2 separate regions of the Homo sapiens genome follow, and region 2 is linked to region 1. A link is a contact called in ENCODE Hi-C or POLR2A ChIA-PET data. All regions are on one chromosome and are shown on one strand. The core of a region is the stretch at or near the end of the contact, and the rest is flanking DNA. Distances in the headings are between cores, read along the strand shown. Region 1 overlaps TXNRD2 (thioredoxin reductase 2). Region 2 overlaps TANGO2 (transport and golgi organization 2 homolog).

The links. A loop is a pair of places that touch in the nucleus more often than their neighbours do. ChIA-PET counts read pairs that join two places held with the same protein, here RNA polymerase II (POLR2A). Pooled maps may share reads with other maps.
Region 2: a loop to region 1 is called in a pooled map, with 2.7 times the contacts of the local background. The contact joins two enhancer-like sites. A Hi-C loop is called at or near these places in 5 of 50 pooled maps. POLR2A ChIA-PET finds 5 or more read pairs at or near these places in 2 of 52 experiments (CD4-positive, alpha-beta T cell and activated T-cell).

Annotation. Positions count from the first base shown.
Region 1 is chr22:19,890,269-19,892,968 of GRCh38, reverse strand. All of the region lies in intron 11 of TXNRD2 (thioredoxin reductase 2), which reads left to right. Among named protein-coding and RNA genes, the nearest start is that of RTL10, 37 kb to the right of the region's middle. RefSeq lists silencers at 1-78, 245-654 and enhancers at 379-887, 888-1,395, 1,396-1,904, 1,905-2,413. Within about 2 kb of position 1,293, at least 13 of the 41 ENCODE cell types and tissues checked have a DNase peak (open chromatin) inside an H3K27ac peak, as active enhancers do.
Region 2 is chr22:20,037,031-20,039,730 of GRCh38, reverse strand. All of the region lies in intron 2 of TANGO2 (transport and golgi organization 2 homolog), which reads right to left. Among named protein-coding and RNA genes, the nearest start is that of MIR185, 5.2 kb to the right of the region's middle. RefSeq lists a silencer at 1,024-1,185. Within about 2 kb of position 1,415, at least 2 of the 41 ENCODE cell types and tissues checked have a DNase peak (open chromatin) inside an H3K27ac peak, as active enhancers do.

The DNA.
Region 1 (2,700 bases), core at 44-2,543:
AGGTGATCAGTCAGCAAGAGCAATGTTCTCAGCCACGTTGTAAAAGTAGATTTTAAGTAAGTTTATTATGATAAACACTACGAAGGATTAGGTAACATTTTGGACTCTGGAGTGTACTGATGGTTCTCATCCTAAACTCCACTTTATTTTTCTTTCAAAATTTATCCTCCTACTGTCATTCCCAAATAAACTCCACTCTAAAGGGGAGGTGGCGAGTTTCTCCCTCCCACCGCGCCCTAGCCCTCCTCCTCTGTCTGCTGACACCTCCGTTCACCCACAGCATAAGGGAGCTGTTGCCATTGAACCGAGGGGCAGCCCTCGACCAAGCCCATAGGGATGTAGCAGACCAATGGGCCGGGGGCTGTGTCCCCGGAAAGCCGGGGCGTCAGCCTGGCAGGCAACAAGCGAGGCCCCTCCCTACTCAGCAGAGCTGCCGTGGCCTGCACGCCCATCCTCCCTTGCTAGGAGTCTGTTTTATTTTTTTGTACTTTCAAAATGAGCATCCCCCAGACAGTCTGCCTGGCATGATTGATGCTGGGGGTGGAAGCTTTTCACAGTCCTTGGCCTCTGACCCTGCTTCCCGAGGGCGGCGCGGCTTCTGCGCGCCTGCTGGGGGCCGCTCGGGCATGTGCTGACTTCGCTGCTGCTCAGAGCCAGGTTTTGTAAACATTCAGGAGCCACTTCCCAGGTCAGCAACTGCGAGCGTTTTCTGCTGGTTTGTACGATAAGCCTTTAACCAAGCTTTATTTCTACTTGCAATAAAGGATGATCCACTCTGGGAGGTTAAAATAAAGCGCCCTAGGGGCGGCACAGCTGGCAATGCCAACATCTCCGACTCTGCTTCCTGTACCGGGTGTGCACTACGTCCGCACAAGCTGGGCTCCGACAGGAAGGGGGGATGCCTCCGTGCCCGGTGCACACACACACAGAAGGGGCCCAGGTGCTGCACAGAGCTCCCGTGTGGGGCCGAGTGCTGGCCCTGCCCGTTGCCCGTGTGCCTGGCGCCTGGCCGCAGCTGGCGAGGACCATGGACATTGGCATTGCGAAGTGGGCCCTGCAGTCTGGAAGCAGAGGAGGACCAGAGCCCCTTCCTCGACGCAGCCTTGATCTCCACGTGGTGGATTAAACATATTAGCAGTTAAAGCAGTTAATTGCTGTGCAGGGGGCCCCCGCTCATTGTTTGTCTCTGAATCACCCGCCCACACCAGGTGTCTCAGATAATAGACTGGGAACTTCAGTGAGGAGGATTTCCTGTCTGCAGATGTGCCGATTACAGCGCTGAGTGAAGACAGTCAGCCAGCACTGCTGCGGGCTCGAATTCGCCCGCTGAGTTAACCAGTTGTGGCCTGAATCCCTGGCTGTCTAGGGGAGCAGGGCCAGGCTGGGGCATCCTGAGCAAACGCCTCCCAGTGCAGGGGCTTCTAAGTGCAGTTAAGTTTAGATTTGGTTTTAAAGAAGGGACAGACTGCCTCTGGACTGCAGCCCTGAAAAACTGGAAGTTGAGATCTTCATGTGCCCCTTTGGCGTCCCCAGCCCCTCTGGATGGTTCTCTGTCCCTCTCTTGAGGGTGAGATGCTGAAGGCTCTGGCGTATCCCTCCCTGCACCACAGGAGTCCTGCCCATGGCCAGAAGAGCCAGCAGACACAGGAGGGGACTCGCTAAACCTGGGGGTCCCACAGCCAGGCAGCTGTTGTGCCTGAGTGCCAGGGAGGGTGGCCACAGGTCTGCCTGGGGCCTTGTGATATGGCAGGTGAGACGAGACCCAGGGAAGGAATCCGTCTGGATCTTACCCCAGCCACTGAAGCTATTTCCTCTTTGGGCTTTATCTTAGATAACTCAGAGATGTCCACCTGTGTGTAAACCAGCATCAGAGCCTGAAACACAACATGCATGGAGCATGGGAGCTTGGCTTCCCGGCTTCCTCTTGGCACCACACAGAGGCCACCCCCACAGCCTGCCCCTGTATAGTCTCCCCCACGTGGCACGTGTGCCTGGACCACAGCCAGAGAGACTGGGGTGCCCAGGAGATGATGATGGGGGCTGGCGGTGCCCAGGAGGGGAGCTGTTGCCAGGGTGGGCTGCAGCCCTGGGCTCCTCTCTCCACCCAGGCACTGTTTGCTGGCATGTACACGGCAGGCAACTGTCTTTGCTCAGCTGTGCTCGGCTGATGGCTCCCGTACACCGCAGACTCAGCTACACAAGTCCCTGCGGATTGTCCCTCTGTTGAGTGCCAGGCAGCAGGAAAGGGCAGAAAGCAAGAACCAAGCTGGGGATGGGTGGGAGCATCCTAAGCCTGGTGAGAGGGAAGGGGCGGCTCCTCCTGGATGCCCTCTGTGCTGGTGTGGGTGCAGCTGGGGCTTAGGGGCCGCGGTGGGTGTGGATGCTGCCCGGGCGAGGGGGCTGCGGTGGGCCCATCAGGACTGCTCTCAGGGATGCGCCTTGCTGCAGCTGCGTGAAACCAAGTTTGTGGCTATGCTCTTCCCGGTGGGGATGGGCCCAGCAGTGACCCTGGCATCCACATGCCTCCATGCTCTCAGGGTGGAGTGGCCATCCCTGAGCAGGTGACACGGATCGGAGGCCCCTCTTTGATAGTCTAACACCTTTTTATTTTAGTGCAAATTTAGTTTGTAATTAATGACATCAAGAGAGACCCAAATCTGCCTCCATTGTGAGTTTGATATTTTTTGAAGTGGGGCCAAG
Region 2 (2,700 bases), core at 166-2,665, 150 kb before region 1:
TGGAGTAACAGCTTGTCCTGCAGCCACTCTAGGCTGAAGCCAGCAAGTGGCATCACGTGGGGCTGTAAACAGGCAGGTTTTTTTTCGTTTTTTCTTTTTTTTAAGATGGAGTCTCACTCTGTCATCCAGGCTGGAGTGCAGTGGCGCTATCTCAGTTCCCTGTAACCTCTGCCTCCCAGGCTCAAGCAATTCTCCTGCCTTAGCCTCCCTAATAGCTGGGATTACAGGTGTGCGCCACCATGCCAGGCTAATTTTTGTATTTTTAGTAGAGATGGGGTTTCACCATGTTGGCCAGGCTGGTCTCGAACTCCTGACCTCAAGTGATCCACCCACCTCAGCCTCCCAAAGTGCTGGGATTACAGGCGTGAGCCACCGCACCCGGCTGTAAACAGGCAGTTTTGAAAGAGATAGGGTGACATCATGAAGTGATTGTGTTATCTTGCTGCAGGGTCTTGGTTTTCCGTGATGGGTATCAAATTACCAAATACAGTGGCCGAGGCCGGGCATGGTGGCTCACGCATGTAATCCCAGCATTTTGGGAGGCTGAGGCAGGAGGATCACTTGGGCCCAGGAGTTCGAGACCACCCTGGACAACATAGTGAGAACTTGTCTCTACCAAAAAAAAAAAAATTAGCCGGGCATGGTGTTGTAGTCCCAGTTACTTAGGCATGCTGAAGTGGGAGGATCGCTTGAGCCGGCGAGTTTGAGGCTGCAGTAAGCTATGATCATACCACTGTACTCCAGCCTGGGCAACAGAGCAAGATCCTGTCTCTAAAATAATAATAATAATAATAAAAAAAAAAAACATAGTGGCCTAAAGCACCCTACTTTTTACTCCAGTCCACAGGTGAGGAGTCCAGCCCAGCCTAGCTGGGTACCTGTACGAGGCCTCCCAAAGTGCTGCAGAGGTGCTGTCAGGGGCTCCATAGAAGTGTCTGTGCTCCCAGCCTGCAGCGTGCCCTTCCCCTGGCTGGACACCCCACAGGCAGAGCAGAAGCAGCCACCAGAAGTGTCTCACACCCTCCCATGAAGTCAGGAAAACACAGCGCACATTTGCTCAGTCACCCAGAGGTGGCACATTTCGTCTTTGGCTTAGGGCTTCGGAAAATAGTCCAGAGAAATCCCGAGGCCAACTGGAATGGCAGGACCCGCAGGACAGGTCCTGGCAGCAACACACGGGTTCTGAGTGAAAGCAAGAGGGGCCCATGTCAACCCTCCTCCTCTCCACCCAAGGGGCTGGGTGGCACTGACCAGCACCCGCAGGCCAGCCATCAAGCTTCCTTTCCAGAGATGGGAGCACTCGGGGTGGGTTGAGTCTCTTCAGCAGCCTGCAGGAGGCAGCCCTGAAACGCATACAGAGCTGGCTGGCTCTCCTCAGCGTGCTAGTTTCCTGGGGCTGCCGTAACTAAGCACCACAGACCAGGCGGCTGCAACAACAGACACTATTGTCTCGCAGCATTGGATGCTGGAGATCCAAGATCAAGGCGTCAGCAGGGCTGGCTCCTTTTGAGGGTCTTCTCGGTATGCAGACGACTGCTTCTATCTCTGTATACACACCAGCTTCCCCTGTGCGTATCTGAGTCACCCATCACATTGATTAGGGCCTACCCACATGACCTTATTTTACCTTCATCTTTTTTTTGAGATGCAGTCTCGCTCTGTTGCCCATGCTGGAGTGCAGTGGCGCAATCTCGGCTCACTGCAAGCTCTGCCTCCCAGGTTCACGCCATTCTCTTGTCTCAGCCTCCCAAGTGGCTGGGACTACAGGCGCCCACCCCCATGCCCAGCTAATTTTTTTGTGTGTTTTTAGTAGAGATGTGTTATCCAGGATGGTCTGGATCTCCTGACCTTGTGATCCGCCCACCTTGGCCTCCCAAAGTGCTGGGATTACAGGCGTGAGCCACCGTGCTCGGCCAGCCCCTACATTCTTTAGAGTTCTGTTCACTCACTAGCCAGCCCAACACTACTCCAGTCCCTGTAGCAGTCAATAGTTCTTTCCTAACATTTCTTCCACCTTCCCTGCAGCATGCTGTCTGCTGCTGGGACCTGCCACTCACCCAACTGCAAAAAGGGAAAACACCAGACACCCTTCCTTCCTGATTCCTTGGCCTGAAATGACTTCACTCAGCCTTGAAGTCAAGCAGCATGGTGTCTATGCAACTTTGCAGTGACTCAAATCTGAGACCCTCTTGAAATGGTTCAAATCATTTCTGGTACAGATTTTAAAATGATGAAAACTTCCCGAGCAGTTGCATTAGAGAGTGGTTACACGTTTCATTTTAGATGTGGGTTATATCTCTGCCTCGTTCTCTGTGTGGATAAATGCTGGGGTGTCCTGGGGAATGGAGGTGTGGCCGTCCTGAGTCCAGGGTCAGGGGTGGCTTCTGGCCTCGATTTCCTGACTCCTCTGGCTGGTCCTCAGCGTCCCCTCTTCCCCAGGTTCTTTTTCCTCAGCTCAGGACCCACCCACAGACCCCTAGCCTGGCCGCCACTTTGACTTCTCACCAGCAGCTGTGACCCGCCAGCCCAAGCTGGCTCTCACTCACTGACGCCGTTGTCCCAGTTCTGCCGCCCGACCCTCCTCAAAGCCCATAGAACTGCAGCCCACCTGGACCCATGTCACTCCTCTGTCCTACCTGTGGCTGCCTTCTGTGGCTGAGTCTTCACGTCTTTGTACATTGACTGGAGTCCCCGCCCCGA